2 separate regions of the Mus musculus genome follow, and region 2 is linked to region 1. Evidence: chromatin loops called from intact Hi-C (ENCODE). Cell type or tissue: left cerebral cortex. All regions are shown on one strand. Links, peaks and the distances in the headings refer to the core of each region. The heading gives the core; the rest is flanking DNA. Region 1 overlaps Pde6b (phosphodiesterase 6B, cGMP, rod receptor, beta polypeptide). Region 2 holds the start of Gm10419 (predicted gene 10419).

Evidence for each region. Peaks named below come from ENCODE experiments on the same cell type or tissue, not always from the same donor. Only the 100,000 strongest peaks of a DNase experiment are listed, where the experiment ranks them.
Region 2: a loop joins it to region 1, with 5 times the contacts of the local background. A loop is called at or near these places in 5 of 42 quality-filtered maps.

Annotation. Positions count from the first base shown.
Region 1 is chr5:108,425,887-108,428,386 of GRCm38, forward strand. Pde6b (phosphodiesterase 6B, cGMP, rod receptor, beta polypeptide) reads left to right here. Exons shown (of 22, transcript NM_008806.2): 13 at 568-675; 14 at 912-1,021; 15 at 1,221-1,308; 16 at 1,708-1,808; 17 at 1,911-2,018; 18 at 2,294-2,357. Gm34204 (a long non-coding RNA gene) reads right to left here. Exons shown (of 3, transcript XR_880561.2): 1 at 942-2,500. Among named protein-coding and RNA genes, the nearest start is that of Gm34204, 2.1 kb to the right of the region's middle. In left cerebral cortex, for the core only: a CTCF peak has its summit at 1,480 (motif pointing right); a DNase peak (open chromatin) is centred at 1,484.
Region 2 is chr5:108,362,632-108,379,772 of GRCm38, forward strand. It overlaps Gm10419 (predicted gene 10419), which reads left to right and starts at 5,306. Exons shown (of 3, transcript NR_166481.1): 1 at 5,306-5,682; 2 at 6,725-7,047; 3 at 9,585-11,852. It overlaps Gm42517 (predicted gene 42517), which reads right to left and starts at 5,286. Exons shown (of 1, transcript NM_001374743.1): 1 at 2,924-5,286. The coding sequence starts at 5,052. The coding sequence ends at 3,928. It overlaps 9330198I05Rik (RIKEN cDNA 9330198I05 gene), which reads left to right. Exons shown (of 4, transcript NR_155521.1): 4 at 461-1,234. In left cerebral cortex, for the core only: no CTCF peak of the experiment used is centred there; DNase peaks (open chromatin) are centred at 8,049 and 8,415; H3K4me3 peaks cover 843 bases; H3K27ac peaks cover 1,315 bases.

The DNA.
Region 1 (2,500 bases), core at 1-2,500:
AGAAATTTTACTAAATGCTAAGGGAAACAGACAGAAAGAAAGCCATTGGGATAAAAAATATTTCCAAATAATTATTTGATCCTAAATATCATAATGGAAGGGGTAAAGGGTTCTCTTAGCCTGCATCCTCTTGTTGAAGAAAATGTTGAGGCTTCCCACCTTTCTGCTCACAGGCCACATGTGAATCAAACACTCAGGCCTTAAACCAATGGGTTTTTTTGTTGTTGTTGTTGTTGTTGGGTTGGTTATTTAGTTGGTTTTGGTTTTTGCTTTCTCAAAAGATCTCACATGCCAGGGGTCCTCTTTCCATTGTGAGTCTGAACCTTGGGAAGAGAGAGGCATCAAATTCCCAAGGGCTGTTCTTTGTTCTGGTGTGAGAGCCCTTCCCAAACAGGAAGGGGCCAGTGAGAACAAGGAACAAGGGCTCTGAGACCAACAAGATAGAAGTGGAGAAATAGGTATAACAGACTCTAATGCAAGCAGTATGAGAGGCTTGGATAGGCTCTGATATGGTGCTGTGTAGGCTCATATGTGGATCTCAGAACCCACATGTACTCTGCTCCCCAGGTCTTGGTGCGCTTTCTATTCTCTGTCAGCAAAGCCTATCGAAGAATCACCTACCACAACTGGCGCCACGGCTTCAATGTAGCCCAGACCATGTTTACCCTACTCATGGTACGTATGTAAATTGGATGGGCTAGATGAATCAGAGGGCTGGGGCAAGGACCACAGCTAACTATCTTCTGGCCCAAGGATGCCAATTGTGTGTATCCAGTCCTAGCAATGAGTGGAAGGGACCTGGGTGGGCAAAGGGATGGGTTTGGGACACCCCACATCCCCTTTAACCACTGCCTTCTGGAGCCAGAGAGCTGGGCCAGTGACAGGACTCAGGACTGGATCTATTCCCACAGACAGGCAAACTGAAGAGCTATTACACTGACCTAGAGGCCTTCGCCATGGTTACAGCTGGCTTGTGCCACGACATCGACCACCGTGGCACCAACAACCTGTACCAGATGAAGTAGGCTGTGGGGAGGGCAGGCTTGTGGTGGGCATGGTAAACCATAAATCACGCGTCCTTAGGGTGAGTCTTTGCAGTCTGGCAATCAGTACTGAGATGGACCACCTTGAAGATGCAGTGCCACATGGGTCAGACCTCATCCTACTGCCTTCTAACATTGCTTTTGTTGTGTTCCCCTGTTAAATAAAATAAACAACAGATCGCAGAATCCTCTAGCCAAGTTACATGGCTCCTCAATTCTGGAAAGGCACCACCTGGAATTTGGGAAGTTTCTGTTGGCAGAGGAGGTTTGTTCCTGATTTGGTTATGAGTTGTTTCTCCTCTGGGCTGTGGTAGACAAGCAGGAGGTCCTGGGCAGCATGGATTTATCAGTGTGAGGTGCTAAAGGACAGGCTCACATCTAGAGATGTTCCCACATGGGGCAGAATTGCAGTCATGGAGGCAGTAGCTAGGAATGGCCACTAGAGGGTACAACAGATCATGGAAATGGGCAAAGGTATCTGACCCAGGACACTGACAGAGGGTAGACACCAAGGGAAGGCAGGGATGGCCATAAGACTGATCTTCACATAAGTGAAGGCAAGGTTCGAGTGAGGGGATTAGACAGAGTAGGCCCTGAGAGTCAAAAACAAGAGTACCACAGACAACCTCTGCCACAACCCAACACCAACTTATGGTCCCCACAGAGCCTGAACATCTATCAGAACCTGAACCGGCGGCAGCATGAACATGTGATCCACCTCATGGACATTGCCATCATTGCCACCGACCTGGCCCTCTACTTCAAGTAAGAATGCATCAGAGGCAGGAGGTGTGGGCAGAGCCCTCAGTAGACATAGATAACCATGGCCAGTCTGTCACCTACTCCTCCCCTCCTTCTTGGGGTCAGGAAGAGAACAATGTTCCAGAAGATTGTGGATGAGTCTAAGAACTATGAAGATAAGAAGAGTTGGGTTGAGTACTTATCCTTAGAGACCACACGAAAGGAGATAGTCATGTAAGTAGCAGGTCCACTGCTGGCCAATTAGCCCTGCAGACCTCCCTAATCCCAGGGACCGGAGACGGCACAAGGGTTCATAGGCCTCACCACTGAATCCAGAATCTTCCTTAGCACCCCTGACCACCACTTGCTTCAAGCTCAGCTTTCCTTCTTCACCTACAAGGTGGTGACTTGGGACCAGCACCTTTCCTAGGACTGTCCCAGAGAGCTGCTGAGAAAATGTTTACTCTCTGCTCAGAAGGACAGGTAGTCTGCTGTCTGTCTGTCCACAGGGCCATGATGATGACTGCATGTGACCTGTCTGCTATCACCAAACCCTGGGAAGTCCAGAGCAAGGTCAGGACTGATGACCATCTGGACCCAGAATAGCCCTTCGCAGGCCATCCTGGGTCTGTACCTAGGGAGCTACAGGGAAATGGTGTTGGTTTTTGAAGTCATCCCTGGGTACGGCAGTGAGAGGCGCCATATGAACACTGCCT
Region 2 (17,141 bases), core at 6,948-9,447, 56 kb before region 1:
CAACAATTTCCAACGGTGGTGGTAGGGAGGTGGCTTTTGGTTGGGAGCACCCATATCTTTCACCTATGCTTTATAAGCTCAATAAACTCATTGGTTCCTCAAAGTGAGCTCTAGTAAATCGTACCTGTTTGATGTTGGGACCTTAGGAGGAGGAGGAAGTTGCTAAACTTCCTTCTGGGAAGGAAGAATCACCAGGCTTCTTTTATCCCAGGAGTTGCTCTGAATTCAATCTTGAGAAAATAAGGATAGTTGCTTGCTGTTGTCCTAAATTCATTTCTTTCTCCCTTTTGGGATTTCCCCCTTTGATTGGGTAGTAAACCAAGCAGGGACACTGGGTCCTTGAAAACTATACCTGTTGACATGAGACTGCAGCAGACTCTCAGGTGGACTGGGTATATAAGCTCCTACTATACATGCTTACTGTTCATAAGGTCTCTGCCATTTATCACGTTTCTCTGAGACTGTAGTGAGAAGAAATACTTTGGGTGATGATGACTTTTGGAGATACTATAGAATGAGCCCGTCTTCACAAGGAGGTGCCACGTGGCCATCACTGGAGTTGCATGTAGCCTGGAAATTCAGCCTGATAGCCTAACCCTTGCCCAGGTCCCAGAACATCACACCATGAACCCATGGAGATGCCTTGACACTGGAGCTGAACTTCTCTGCCTGTTCCCACTTAGCCATGGCCTCAGAGGTTCCTGCATGTTCATCCTATGACATAATACTGCAGCAGAGAGAGAAATACAAGATCAAGGGCCCACAGCCAGCCCACAAAGCCAAGAATGGATTCCACTCTGTCTCTGATGCCCCAGATGTCACTTATTTGGCCTGGCCCTCAAACATGCAAGAGGTTATATGTACTTGTTCATGAAAATATGCACATGGGTATGTGCATTCATTATCGAGCATAAACACTTATGTACATGTTTCTGTATGCAGAATCACTCACGTTCTGTTGTGTGGAACGTGCATCCTGGTGTGCACATGCATATACACATGCATGTGTGCATATGGTCTCAAGGTTTCCTCCTTTTCTGCATCAGATTGTCAGGCATCAGCACTTTGAATTCACAAACAATCATTTGGCTGATTAAATGGTTGTTAAATGATTGTTTAACTGAATTTTCATCCGAAGGCTCAGCTGTGTAGTATTACTTCATGTCACCCAGAACAGAACATCCTTCTGAGGCAATGCATTAAAAACCCAGGCACCAATGTCCACTGATTCTGTAATAAAACATGGCTTGTTTGACATCTGCCCAAGTTCATGCTGTGTCCTTACCTCTTAAAACTAACCCCCCAGCCCTAAGGACAGTGAGCTTCTCCTGCTGAGCAAACAGTGCCTTACAACTAATACTTAGCATGTAAAAACATGTAAAAAAGGGCCAAGTAACACAATGAATTAGCTTTGGACAACTACTTAAAACTTCATTGAAGAAGCGCAGACACGAATCAAACTGCTGTGCGTTAGAATGTAAAGCGAGGTGGTAACAGTCTTAAGACCCTCTCTCCACACCAGGTTCCCTGAGAGCTGACTTTTAACAATAACAAGAACAAGAATTCTTTTTCTCCAGTAAACTTTGAAAGTGAAACTTTGCTACCCCACATATCTCATATCCACCTTGGAAAAGTGGAGCTAGTGATATTTATGTACTTGGGAGTTAGGAACACCAAATCTTGAAACATTCATGTAATTCATTTGTCTTGAGAGGTGTAAGGGAAAGCCCTCACCTCCCACACCCCAGGTTCCCCTTGTTGCCCTGAACTGACAATATACACAAATGTCACAATGCCTTCCCTGGTATCTGGGTTTGTCCACCCAAGTCCTCTCTACAAAACTTCTGTTCAAAAAACAAAAGAAAACAAAACACCTAAAATGTAGAGAGACTACTGACCTTAATAGACAATTTAAAAGACTCATGAGGCATTTAAGGTTTAGAGCTATGTGAAATGTGCATGACTAAATGTCTCGGGGGTGGGGGACCAAAGGACCAGTTTGGATCTTGATGCATCTATGCAACCCATAGACCCACTCCACCTAGGCTGCTTGTGGGAATCCACAGGCTTTTGAGTGGACCCAGGAGAATGGCCAGTAGCCACCTGTGAGGTCGTTGCTCTCAGCTGTAAACGTCCATCCACATCACATGTTTGGATTTGGGTAGATAAGAGAAAGCATCTTAAGTCAGTGTACACTGCCATTTGCAACATTTCTGCTTAAGCTGGAGAGCTGGACGGAATGGACCTCAGCAGGAGCTTTAGCCTCTTCTCTCTCCTTGCCCCAAAAGATCAAAGGTCTGATAGAGGCGAGAATGCAAAGAGCACGAGTGATGGCTTCCTTGGGGTGGCTTTAAATACAGCTGCCAAGACTGAACTTGTTGATGCTTTGATCAGATCCTCAAGCTTCAGAGGAAATGTCTAAGCAGAGGCAAGACCAGTCCTCAGCAGCTTGGCCCGTGGCTGGTGTCAGACCTCACTGTTCTTCATGGAAATGGGATTGGGCAACCTCCTCCTCTAGTGTCCTAGCTGTAGAGGGCAGCTAGCCAGGTTGTAACTGGGGTAGGATGCTTACAGTCACCAGGGATACAGGGGGAGCTCTGAGCAGGGCATCTGGGAGTTGAGGAAAGGCCTTATCACACAGCCTGTGACTGGGAACTGTGCCTCCTCTGCACAGAAGTAGCCGTTTGCACACTGAAGACACTGCTCAGGGTTTCCGTTACTCTTGTAGCCTGTGGCGCTTGGCACGTGCAGAGGAGCTGTTCCCCTCCTCCACATGGGTCAGAGCTCTGCTCCCAACTCATCTGTGAGGCACCACCTGCCTGGTCTCACAGGTCCAGGCACATGGAGGTCAGATCACCTTTTCCCAACACTTAAAGCCTGCTTGGCTCCCAGCCAGCCCACCAGAAGGATGGAGACACTCCAGTCATATAGAACTCATTTCATATTGTGTGTAAATGGTTACACGCATATTATACTCACTTAAAGGTATGTCCTTCACATTCATTAAGGCTATTAGAGTGGTGTATTTAAATGAAATGCTATATAGTTAAAATCACCAGATTATTGAGTTAACAGGAAAATTATTTTGCAGAAAAACTAAGACTTTGATTTTTTTAAAATAGGATTAAACTGTTCATATGTATTAACCAAAAATAAAGCCTACTGCTTTGCAGTAGAAACCACACAACCGGTTCCAAAAACTGAAATGCAGGGGTCTGGCATCAGTGTCTCTTCACACAGCTGTTAGCTCAGAGACAGGTTGGACCTAGTCAACCAGCTAGCAGAACACAGCTGTTCTAACTCAGCATTTGTATGTCCCAATTCAGCCACTCTCCCCCATGCTGATTTGCATGTAGACATCCTCCAATTCCAAGCTGATGGACATTCTCCAATAACATAGCAATCAATTTAATAAAGGAACTCACCAATGTCAAATTGCAATAAATTTACCAAACATTTTCACTGTTTATGGAGAGCTTTACAGTAAGAAAGTGTCGACAGAAGCAGGCACATCCGGGTACAAAGTGTTGCTGTTGGTTGGTCTTTACTTCTGTTCCTACAGTTCCAACTGCTTTGCACTCTCAGCTGAGGTCCTCTACAGGAAATCACCTTTGCTAGGCGTTCTGTTCTTGCCCATTCGACCCAGGACCTCCAAGCACAGTCCTGGGGTATGGACTTGCCTAAGAGAAGTGTGATCGGCGAGCCCACCCCAAACATTTATTGTAAACTTTAAATGGAGTCCGGATATGAACGACACAGAAAGGAGACACCTCCTCACACAGAAAGGAGAATACCATATAGTGACCTAGAGTCTGGCAGATATCACAAGGCCGGGCCAGAATAAGTGCCAAGCCCCACGCAGGCACAACACCACGCAACGCCTGACTGCTGCCCTTTTGGGTGTCTTGTGGGGAATCGGGCCTGAACTCAGCAGGCTCGGCTAGGCTCCCAAGGGCGCGCCATCTCACAGGGCGGCCGGCAGCAATAGGGGTAGGAGGCGTTGAGGTCGGGGTCCGAGGGCGCATACCCTGGCAGTTCCACCGACGGGTGCCCGCCACAGCACACCTCCACGCCCGCCTCGTCAAACGCGTGGAAGACGCCCACGTTGATGTAGGACACAGCGTGGTGCGCTGCGAAGCTCGCGCAATCTCCTGGGGTGGTGAAGTCGGACTCCTCCGGGGATAGGATGGAGGCCTCGCTGGGCCGTGGCTGCAGCCGCCGCCCCCTTTTGCCCCGGCGGCCGCGCCGGGTCCGGGAGGCTAGCGGCTGAGCGCGGAGCCCGGGTCCGCCCCGTTGTCGCCCCAAAGATCGGCTTGCCCTCCGCCGGCCCCTGCGGCCGCGCCGGGCCTGCGACGACTTGTAGTTCTTGACCAGCAGGAGGCTGAGCAGGCCCAGCAGGCACTCGAGCGAGTTGAATACAGTAGAGAGCACCAGGCCGCGCTGGTAGTCTTTCAACTGGCGGCATTTGGCGGTCGTGTTGCTGTCCAGGTTGCTGCGGGAGCGCTGCGTGTTTGTGCCTGGGGCTACAGAGCCAGTGCCCTGGCCAGGGCCAGCGGCCGGCGTGCGCGGGGGCAGGCAATAGTGGGAGTACTTGCGTTCCACCAGGGACACCGTGTCGCCGTCGATCACTGCTCCCGCAAAGGCGCTGAGAACCCCAAGCATGAAGACCAGGACGCCTAGGAGCAGCAGGTTTTGGCTGTTCACCGGTCCCGAGGGCCCGGCAGCCGCCCGCGTTTCTCCAGGAGAGGGCTCCGGAGCGCCAGCTGGAGATGCGGGGACCCTGAGTCCCGGGCCGGGCCCGGCCCCTGACCCGGCGAGGGGCGCCTCCCGGGGCCCGCAGCACAGCAGGGCGGCGCCGAGCAGAGAGAGGCCGGCAGCCAACAGCAACCCCGAGTAAAAGGCTCCGGCGGCCGCCCCTAGCCGGAACGGCTCCCCGCGCAGCTCGGAGCCCAGTGAGAAGCACTTGAGGCCGACGGCGGCGGCGCTGAGCGCGCAGGCGAGCAGCAGGCAGGAGGAAAGCGCGGCGCAGGCCCCGCGGACGCTCCACTTCATCCTCCGCGCCGGAGCCGGCCCGCACCCGGCGCGCCCGCCGCCGCCCGCCGCCGCCCCCGCCGCCTGCGCCTCCTCCCGGCGCCGCGCGGCCGGACCGCCGGCCTCCTCTTCATCCTCCCGCGTCCTCCCGGGCTCGCGCCGCTGTCACTGGAGCCCGCATCCTCCGCCTCCCGCCGCCGCCGCGACCCCGCACCGGGAATCAAGCCGGCGCGGAAAACCGCAAGGTGCGCGCGCCCCCTCCCCAGACCGCGGCGCCGATCCCCGGACGCGCGGCCCCCCCTCCCCGCGGCCCCGCGCGCCTCTCCCTGACACCACCCTCCGCGGCCCCCTCCCGACCCTCTGGCCCCCAGGACGCCCCTCCGGACCTCCCCTAGGAGAGGGGGCCCTCGCTAAGTCTCCGCCTTCCTGCCCTCCCCCCTGGCAATGCCGCTGTCCAGAGCTCGCCGCCTTAGGACTGCCACTCCACCCAGGCCTCCTTCTCCTGGGACCCCCCTGGGCCCCACCCCCAGGACCTCCCACCTCTGCACGCCCTGAGTTCGCTTTTCCCAATGCACTGGGCAGCTTGACTCCACGCCCACCTGACTGGACTGAGAAAACCGAAGAAGTTGGTGAGGGTACAGCAATAAATAGGTATGAGGGAGAGCCTGGAGGAAGAAATGGGGAAGGGGGATGTGTTCAGAAGGAATGGAGGAGAGTGGGCAGGGTATTCGGGGATGGAGGACGAAGTATGTTTCTTTGGGAAGTGCTGACATGTAGGAAAGTGTGTTGTGTACATGTATGAAGGGTATGCATAGAATGTATATAGTATGGGGTATGTGAGGGTGGTGTGCCCTTATATGTTTTGTGGCGGGGAGCGGGGAGCATTCCAAGATGTGCGTAGGGTGAACACAGAGTATGGGCAATGTCCAAGCGTGGTGTGTGTGTGTGTGTGTGTGTGGTGAATGTGCAAGAAAAGGTGTTGCCTTGAGGCGTGGGTAGAGTATTGTAGGGATTGTGAATAGGGTATACGGGAGAATTGGCCTGAGATTTCTCTCAGAGGACCAGCCATGGAGCAAGGCCAGGATGAAGTAAGTCTTGGGGAGAAAACCTCAGGTGAGTTCAGCTTTGAGTCCAGTTCTGTTTTCAGATCTGGCAGTCACACTCAAGTGAATAAATTCTGCCTGCGCTAGAGTGCGCGAGAAGGGAAAATGCTGTAGTAGCCCAAATCTGGACTTGGACCACTGGAGGCCTCCCGCCGGCAACCTCGCTCTGGTCCGCAGTCCCGGGTGTGGGTGATTTTAGGCCGCCTGCGCAGCAGCCTCGGAACCGCTGGTTGCCGTGGCTGCGCCGTAAGCTAGGGCTGGGAGAAGCCGGGTGCGAGCGCGGGGAAGAGGGAGCGGTGGAGAGAACGCGCCTGCGCATCGGTCTTTCCCACAGCAGGTTCAAGTCAGGAAAAGGCCTGGGGACTTTACTATTTTTTGCTCCTTAAGGTCAGAGACCCTCCCAAAACCAAGAGCTGTATTGCCTGGGGAAGCCGCACCCATTTCTCCGAGGCAGCTCGGGGGCTCTTGCCCACCCTTCCGGGAAGCTACTTGCTAGTGGGTGTATGGAGGCCTTCCAAAGACTCCCGGACGTTTGCGTGGGTTTCACTTCGGGCCATAGCTTCATAGCGAGCCTGACTCTGTATTTTTAGCAGGAGGAGCAGAATTTGAAACAGCAGCATGCCGGTCCTGCGCCTGGTGAAGGATGACTCGCCAGAAAGCAAAGGCGCAGACCTACCTCCGCGAGCTTGGCGCGTGGCCCAGGAGGCTCCGCGAGCCCTTGTACGTAAGGATCGTGGCGCCCACGCTTGAGAGCAGAGCTCAGTGCAAACTTCCAACAGTTCTTCCAGTTTCCAGGGAAACGAGATTTGGAGCTGCTGCGCGTTGCAGAGCTGCCTCTCTGCTCCCCACATGGGACCCCTGTGGCTGGCTGGTCTTGAGGAGGAAGGAATTGAAGCCACCTCATCCTTGAAGGGTGAGGTCCGATCTTAAGATGGAAGAGTTGAGCGGGGCTGTGGGGATATGTTCTACCCTCAGAGCACTCGGTAGAAGTGCTGTTTTGGGTTGCTTCTCCTCTAGATGGGCACTGCCACCCCCTTACAATCTTTCCATTTCTATACTCACCACAGGGCCCGTGAACGCGGTGTTTCCCCCTTTAGGGTATATTCACACTCCATAATGATTCTCACCTGATATTGCCTCCTCATTTCTCAAATTGTATTATCATATTTCTTTTTTTTTTTTTTTATTATCATATTTCTTAATTGCCTCAGTTTTGTCGGAAGGAAGCTTGTCTGACAAGATGCATCCAGGCACTTTCTTTTACTCACTTCACAGGACAACCGTCGATGTAGGACTTCTCTTATCCCCAGTAGCACTTTCCATTAGTAAATTAGTGACTGGAATTGGAACAGAAACCCAGGCTCTGTGTGCAGGCTATGCTTCCCCAGCTGCCTGCCTTCCTGGTTCCAACCCCTGCACCCCTGCAGAGGATCCCCACGGTGCAGGATTTCCCTGTATACAAATAAATCTTACCTATCAGGTGGGATTGGAAATGGCCGGGTAAGGGCAGTTCCAACTAATTTCTGGGGATAGATGAGTTTGTACATGTGTCTGTGATGCAACAAACGTTCTTTGGGGTGCATGGGGTCAGGAGCCTGCAAACAGGGGAGCTGTCTCTTCAGTGCTGGGGATAAGGGAAGGAGCTGAGGGCTTACCTTACTTGGGCAGTAACAGGGAGAGGGCAACTCACTGAGGAGGATCTTTAAGCTAAACCAATTCAATTTTCTTCTGAGGGCAGAGATTTCAGGAGAGCATCCTGGTGTGTAATGAGAAGGAGGTCTGCTGCTTGGAATCTAGGGGAACTAGAGGAGCTCCCTCCCTAAACATCGTGCAAAATCACAGGTGCTGGGAGCCACCCTGCAGCTTCCACCCTGCAGCTTCCGCTCAGCATTCCTTCTAAAAGGACTAGTGGTCGGCAGAAAGTGGGAGGGGCAATCTCTGTCCCATGACAATGAAACCAGGGATGGCATTGAAACTAACCCATGTAGAATTTTAGAGCAGACTGAATTGTTTTATTTCAGGATTCTTTCACCAAGGAAGAGCTCACCATGCTCTGTTGTGAGCCCCCCTCGACTTCCACTTGCAGAGCCAAGGAGGGGACCAAGGGTAGCTGCAGTCTATCTATCTGCAGTCCAGTGACCTGGAGGGTCAGAGGCAGGAAGGAGAGAGAGCAACTCCAGAAAGAACCACACCAGCAAGGAATAGCTCTGCTACTTTTCCAGAAAATCACATCATCAGCAACTGACCAAGTTCCTACAGAGCCGGGGCAGGTCTGGCAGCCGTCTGGGGGCAGATCTCACTCTCCCACACTAAAAACAAGGAAGAGGCTCTACACCCAGAAAAGACATGGCAGAAATGCAACAGCATAATCCCAGCACTTGGGAGGCAGAGGCAGGGTAATTTCTGAGTTCGAGGCCAGCCTGGTCTACAGAGTGAGTTCCAGGACAGCCAGGGCGACACAGAGAAACCCTGACTCGACCCACCCACCCCCCACCCCCAAAAAAAAGAAGGAAAAAGAAAGGAAGGAAGAAGTGCAGCAGCAATTACTGATTAGGGAATAGTTTCACTTTCAAGTCTTACTTTTTAATATTTATGTGTTTACTAACATTCAAAACTTCATCTCCTAGAATATTGATTCAATTAGCCGAGCTTTTAATTTTTTCTACTCCATCACTTTTTAAAGTATTTTTTTTATTTTATAACATATGTCTTAGTCTACCTTCTTTTACTATAACTGAATGCCATGACATTTATGAAGAACAACGGTTTATTTAGCTCACACTTCAGAAGTGCTTGCTACTGTGAAGTCTTTGTGCTGCAGAATGGTATAGGGTATCACATGGCAAGACAGAGCAACCAGAGAGTTCCTTCCATGACAAAACCACTCAACTAATTATATCCCAGAGAACCCACCAAACACCGTGAGCATATGACTTTGGGGGTCACATTTCTAGCCCATGAATTCTGGGGACAAGCATTCACACATCGTAACTGGCCAAATAGTTGAAATTTTCACTGTTAATCCTCACCCCCGTTTTTCCAGGAATAGCCATGTTAATCTGTCACTTCACACAGGCAGTGCAGGCATCTCTGTGCAAAACACCCAGCTGTGAGTCTTCCAAAGAACCCATAAAACCATGGCTATGAGTTCTCAGAGACACAACTGTGTTTCTTATTACGTTAAAAGCTTTCGTCTTATAGAATGTAATCACAGAAAATATTAAATATACATGTGATGTCTTCATGACATAGAAATAAGCATTTATCTGGCTTCTTGAAGATGGAAGTGCCCGAGGAGGATGCAGCCCAGAAGCTGCCAGCTCACCAGAGCTGTCTTCCTGAACTTGCTTAGATATTTATAAGAAGGAATCCATTGCTAGCCATTTTAGTTGGCTTGGTTTGTCTTGTTTTGTTTGTTTGTTTATTTGTTGTTGTTTTTTAATTTTGCAGAGAATCAGAGAGATGATTGATTCTCCATGCCTGGCCTCTTTTGTTCCACGTATGTTTGTGAAGTGTGTCCATGACGCTGTACACAGCGATAGCTCACTCATTGCTGATAATGAAGCCCAGCAGCTTACCCATTTCACTGCAGTAAACAACATATTGCTTCTTGTTTGTGTGTCCTGAATCACGGAGACATGCAGTTGAGTAACCTGGGGGTGAAATCGCCCTGTCTGATTAATACCATCTTTGTTTTTATTTGCCTGTTTCCCGTTGAGGTGAAATTTATGTACAATAAGAACCATTGATTTTTTAGCTGTACACTTCCATGAGTTTGGACAGTTGTCTACATTTATACAAACGACCACCTCTGGACTCACTGCTGTTCCAGCTTCTGCAAATGCTAAGCTCAGCGTTTCCCCACACCAGGTCCGTGTGCTAAAGGTTTTATTACAGTATTTCCTATGCATGGTTGCATGCAGTGGACAATCTTGTCTGCCTGGTTTCAGTGCCTTTCAGACTTGTCCAAACTCTTGCAAGAATCGATTGAATGTACTTATTGCTGAATAGAATTCTAGTAAAAAGTGTTTCTCCATTCACGACATGATGGACATTCCAGCTTTTTCTGTGGTGTGACTGAGCTACTACTCAAACGTGGTATCATGCAGGCTTAGGTCTGCAGTAGGAGTGGGATTGCTGGCTTGCACCACACAGTTACGTTTATCTTTCAAGAAAACAGAAGATTGTTAACTAGAATCATTTTTCATGCCCCCATGTGTTCACTCCTGGGTTGTGTTCTTAGCAACACCGGGTGCTGTCAGCCTCCCTAGTGTGTTGGCCAGCCTGGCATCCATATATAGCTTCTCACTGTGGCTTTACTTTGCATTGTTCAGTTATGAATGCTATCAACACTTTCACTTATTTTCAGTAAAGCATGCATGCAGGCACTCGCGCACACGCGTGCACACACACACACACACACACACACACACACACACACACACACACACCCTTGGTTAGCTTTTTAAAAAATCATGTGGTCTCTATCTAATTATCATTTTATCAACAGTGAATAGAAGCATGACTACCTAAAATTTGGCATACTTTGGCCCTATGGATTCTCCTGTAATGGTCTAAGCACGAATTATACTTTATACGCCTAATCTCTTAAAAAAAAAAAACTCATCACTGTTCAAGCTATAAGTTCAGCTAGACAACCATAACTTCTCCAGTGTGGGTCTAGATTTGTGCCACAGAAGGACCTCACAGTCTTTCTTGTAATGTTCATAGCTCCAGAGAGTTCTGCCAAATAGGCAGCTGTCTTGGGAAAGACTTTTTTTTTTAAGTGTACATGGGACAGCATGACTCCAAGAAACACCTGCATTGTAGTGGTTCTGGGCATCCTATTGTGGGATTTGGAGCTCAGATGCTAGCTTACTTGAAACAGATAGGGAGTATGACTCAGAAGCGTCATCTTGAAGGGGTCTTCGGAGGTTGAAGTCTTGGTGAAGCTGGCCATGCCCAAGTAAAAATAAATGATATAAACCTACAATTAAATATATTAAAATATGGATAACAAATACTTAAAGCAACAATTTTCTATCTTTACCATACTTTTATCTTAACTGTTTTCTGAAATTGTATCAAGTTAAAAAAAATGTATATTCTGTCTCTCCCAACCCCTTGCTCAGTGGCTCTGGGTGATGGCTTGTGATTTGCATAGCAGGAGAATTTATACCACAGAAATGAGCCAGCAATGCAAATCTGACTGGGGCTGCTTATGTAGCTTACTTGTAAAGTGAAGGGCAAGATGAGCGATGCAGACCAGAGATGGGTGGACACCAGACTGCGGCTGTAGCCACCATTTTAAATTCTGAACACATTTCTTCTCGTGTTTTGGGAGCTATCACCTGTGCAGTAATAGTATGCACATTGTACATCTCTAATGAAAGGCATTTCAACATGATTCCCTCTTGTCCTCCCTGGAACTCATCAACTTATGTGAAAACAGCACACAACATCCGAATCAGAGCAGCACCCTCTTGTCAGCGACGGGAGCAAGCATTTTGCTGAGTCAGATGTAATCAGGGTTTATTCATGTCCTAATTTTGCAATACTGTTGTCAGTGAGAGTTAGAAAAACAGTGGATTTTGCAAGAAATAGCAAGTCACATTGAAGTTATAAAATAAAAAGCAGATAAGTGCTCTCGTTTAAAATGTTATTTCCAAACTTGTATAAGAAAATGCTAATGAAATATTTTCAATTTTTAAAATTGCATTTATTTGCTCATTGTGCTGTGCATTTGCGTGTGGGAATGCAAGTGTAGTGGGGAAGTTGTAGAGGTCAGAGGACAACTGAGAACACTTGATTTTCTCCTTGCACCTTGTGGGTCCAAGGGACCAAATTAGGTCATCGGTGCCTTTACCTGCTGAGCCATTTCACTGGCTCATTAAATTGCTAATAAAAAATTTATGTTAGCTCAAGTAATGGCATGGATTTAATAAGGTTATAGAACCATTTTTCACATTTTGATCCACCAAAACAATACTTTCTCACATTATTTTACATGTGAAACAAGTGAAAACAAATACAGGAAAGGATTGTATGACCTCCGATCCTGTGGCTGCTCATTTTCTAATGATTTAGCAGACCACCAAGATGCTCTGAGTGTCTGGGAATAATTAGCAGGGAAGGCACAGCTCCTGCTTCTTGAAACAGTTTTGCAGGAGAGAAAAACATCCTTCAGGTAGTTAAGGAAGTGCCTTACTACAGGCTAAGGTCTAACACAACAAACACGGGCTTGTGAGAAGGGATGCTGCCTTAAATGGGGTCAAGCAGATGCCTGCCTACAAGGCTGAGCTTGACCCTCCTCCTCTGTCACCCAGCCTCCTAAATGTAAGAAACAAACTACTGACTGATAACTCCCAAACTTATGATTCACTTCAAATTTTTCCCTGGAACCCCAGGTTAGATTCCAGCCTCCTGTTGTCATCAACAATATCAAGGCCTCATTTTAGCGCAATGAAATTATCTTTGTATCTCATCTTCAAACAAAGACAGGATGCATCCCAACCCCTGCACTCAGGTGACAGAAACTCACTCTTGCAGCTGCTTTGCTAAACTTGTAGAGTTGTCCTCATTGTCCACACCAGGCCCTAGCCAATAGCAGCCGGATGGGAAGCAACTGCTCTGGAGTCACTGGTACCTGTATCTCCTCTCTATGCCTATTGTCATCTTTCCAGTCCTCAGGGAACAGCCAACCTTTGAAGTGAGAGTCACTTACAGCAGCTGCTACTCAAAAATGTTTTTGGTCTCCTTCAGAGTGAACAAAAGCAATTTTGTGAGGTTTCTCCCTTATCACCCTTACTCCCTGGCTCACTTTGTCCTACTACCTATGTTCAAGGTACCTGCAGGGACCTAAGATCTGTTTTCTCATAAAAAGTTGACTTAAAAAAAAATGAGACAGGGTCTATCAATAGCCTGGAACTCACCAAGTAAACTTAACTATTTAACCATTGAGTCTCAGGGACACAAAGGTGGAGGCCTGTTTGTTCATTTATTGTTCTCAGTGCCAAGAATAGCATCTGGCACAAGGTAGATGGTCGATGAATACTTGTGTAGCTAGTTTTCAAAATTTACTCGATTAAAGTTTAAAGAATGTAAACTATGAAGTAATCGCCATAATGGTCTATCATTGTGGTTCTCATACTGTGTGTTATGACTCCTTTGGGGGGTCATCTATGATATCCTGCATATGAGATATTTATAATTCATTACAGTAGCAAAATTACAGTTATAAAAGTAGCAATGAAATAATTTTACTGCTGGGGTCACCACATAATGAAGAACTGTACTAAAGGGTCACAGCATTAGGAAGGTTGAGACCCACTGGGCTATAGCTTGGAATGCTCTCAGGAGACTTGCTGTACTGGAGTCTGGGCCGACTGTGCTGATTTCCTTCTCAAAGTGTGAGAGAACAACATTAGGAAATTATGTGACCAGATGTGTCACCTTAGAGAAGTTCCTGGTTAGAGAGTGATAAAGTCTGTGGTGAGAGCTGCTCAGGGTTTGGTTCCAAGGCTTTTAGGAGTTCAAACCACAAATATTCCCTCATGGCCTGTCTTAGTCACAGTGCTGTTGCTTTGAAGAGACACCATGACATTGGCAATTCTTATAAAGGAAAAAATTTACCTGGGTGCTTGCTTAGAGTTTCTGAGCATAGTCTAATATCATCATAGCAGGGAACATTGTAGAATGCAGGCAGACATGGTACTGGAGAGAGAGAGAGAAAGAGAGAGAGACAGAGACAGACAGAGACAGACAGAGACAGACAGACAGACAGACAGACAGAGACAGAGACAGATGCAGACAGACAGAGAGACAGAAACAGAGAGAGAGAGACAGAGAGAGACAGAGAGACTGAGACTGAAAGACAGAGAGAAAGATATTTCCTCCAACAATGCCACACCTACTCTAACAAGTCCATGCCTCCTAATCCTTCTCAAACATTCCCTGATGACCAAGCATTCAGAAATATGAGCCTGTGGGGGGGGGCATTCTTATTCAAACTACCACATGGCCCCTGCCTGAGTCCCTAGGATATTCTTGGTCTGATCTCAAACCAGCTAGTGAATTCCTGCTGCCCTCCCACAAATCCTCCAACAACATCTTTTGGAGCTTAGTCCTTTTAGCTGATGGGAGTTGAATGCTAGAATTTAAGAGGGACATACCAGTGCCACTGATATTCATCTTTTTTTGTGTGTGTGGAGAAGGCTTTCCAGCAGTGTCTCAGAGAATGAGCTCCTACAGTCTGGTCACATAGCTCCTACCCTAGCTGAGTATACTCAGAGACTCTTCCCACCAAAGGATTGTCCCCAGAGGCCATCTACCCAGGAACCCTTCAAAACCTCCTTGGCTTGTTACTTCCCATTCTTGAAGAGCTCCACCTTGCCAAGAGCTACCTGGATAGGTACCTTGGCAAGAGTTCAAAAAAGACATACAACACACTGTGGTGGATGCAGGGAGATGCTCAACTGCCTGTGGGTCCTGCCTACCAAAGACAAATTCGTGGTCGCCCTTTAAAGGTTTCCACTTAGACCAGTTAGTTGTCCTGCCTAAACCCACCAGAATGGTCTCCCAGAGTCATGCAAATGCAGGCATAGCTATCTGTTGGCTGTCCTAAGTCAACAGGATGGCAGATCAGGATCTGTTGTGTTTAAACTCATATAGACCACTATCTTTCTGCCTCCTGATCCAGGCTTCTCCCTGGAAGGTAGCCATGTTTAACACACCTGTTTAACTAAACACTCATTCCCCAAGGTGGAGCCATGGGACAAATGAGTTTATCCTGGCACTGACTCCAGTGCCTATATATGAGACTGACACTATATATGAGAGAGACCAGGACAGTAACCTTTGGGGTCACTGCTTCACCAAGCACAGGTGGAATTTGGGGAACAAAATATGTGTCCAGCCAGTGCTGTTGCCAATCCAGGGACACGGAGACCTGTACAGCTTTGGATGCTATCCTAGGCCCCAGATCCAGGCAATAAATTAGAATGAGTCACACCATTTATGAGTAATGCCAACATGGAAGGAGGAATTGTCCTGAGAAGTATGAGAAACCTCTCTTGAATGGACCTCAAAGGCTGTTCACATGTCTTTCAGGGTCTCTTTTGGAGTCTAGCTGAAGCACTTAATGGGAATCCACCTAAGTCTCCTCTGACTTTTTTGTTTATGCAAAGAGTCCAGGGAAGCCATGTCAGCTGTCCATGTCTTAGTGAGATCCAGAATCAGTGGGGCACATCTCCCAAGAGAGAATTGCCATTCTGCATCTCCATCATGAGGATGCTGCTGGACTACCTCTGCAGGAGTTTGCACTGATGCTGTGCTACAAGGAACAAAGACCCTTCTCTGCTTTGGTTTTCTTCAGAAATGGTCCTGGCTCTATCTCCCACATATTCCAGCCTCCCACCATTACAGTTGGGGTGGACTTTCCTTCTACCTGTGGAACACATTAAATGGAGTTCTTGTGTTTCCTGTGTTCACTTCCTCATTTGAAATCATGCTGCTGCTGCTGCCTACCACACTATCTCCTTGCATTCCTAGACTTCCCAAGCCAGGGCTGCACAGTCCAGGTGGAGCCTTTTTTTTTTTTGCTTAGCAGACATAAATAGACACAACCGTCCTGTAGGGTGAATGCGGTGGCTGGACAATCACTGTAGATTTTCAAATACACCCTCACAGAGAGGCTTAGGGTTGCTCACTGAAGTTTCATCTGAGTCAGGAAATCATAAGCAAGCAGAGAACGATCACTGTTGCAATGGAAAGAAGGACTCCTGCCAAAATCATAGAAGAGCAAAGGTGGCAGGTTTCTCTTCCCTTGAAATAACTCAAATGCTGGACAGAGGACAGCAAGCATGGTTTTCAAATGCTAGTCATGAAACAAGGCAAGACATTGACCAAGGATCAAATAAAGTCTCCAATCTTCATGTAACAAGCAGCCTAGGAGTTGCCAGCAATGGCTCCCGAGGAGCCCAGGCAGAGTCAGAAGACTTTCCTGGGTTTAAGAGACATGGTTGCACTCAGGGGACAAAACTAAATGTATACAGGTTTGATTTTGTCAATTATGCTTCAATATAACTGTAAAGACTGTGACAACAGCACACTGTAAAATATTAACTATCAATCAGAAGTAACAAAGCTATATTTAATAAATATAGCTAAGTGAATAAAGAAGCAATATCGTTCACCCAGATATATGTGCTTACCCATATACAGGTGAGTGAATTGATAATGATGGATAGATAGATGGATGGAGGAGTGAGTAAACGATTGCATAGATAGCTGGTAGATTGATTGATTGATTGATAGATAGCTGATGGATAGATAGATAGATAGATAGATAGATCGATAAAATTAGATATGACAAGGCCGCTAGGCCAAACATGATATTATCACAAGAACTAGAATAGATATTGGAAGTTAATAGTTTGTCTTATGCAGAGGTTGCAACTTCAAATGAGTTTGGCTTATAGCAAACATTTTTCTGTCTCCTTTTGGTTTTCTTTACGTTTTCTAGTTATAGGATGGTTGTGGTATGCCATCTTTCATTCTGGAACCACATGTGGTAAAAATCCTTTTGCAGATGTGATATCTCTGTAGAGGAATAAGGGTAAGGTAGCCCCGTGCCCTGGCGATTTAGAAGGTGCTTTTTGGCTTCCCCTAAATTCTTATAACAATGCCACAGGTCAGTAGCTTAAGGACAATTGAAGGGTAGAACTAGCTCCTCATTGAAATGCCAGCACTGCTTCAAACACACCTGAAGCACAGGTCACTGAGACCATCATAGCTCTTGGTGGCAGCACAGGCTAAGGATATCAACATGGCCTTTTGGGCCATGGACACCAACATAGTCCAGAAAACAGACACCAACATGGCCTCAAGCAGCAGCAGAGATGGACTGCGGTCATCAATATGGCCCCAGGTGGTTGCACAGGTCACTCACATCAACATGGTCCCATATGACATCACAGCCCACAGACAACAAAACGGCTTCAGGTGTCA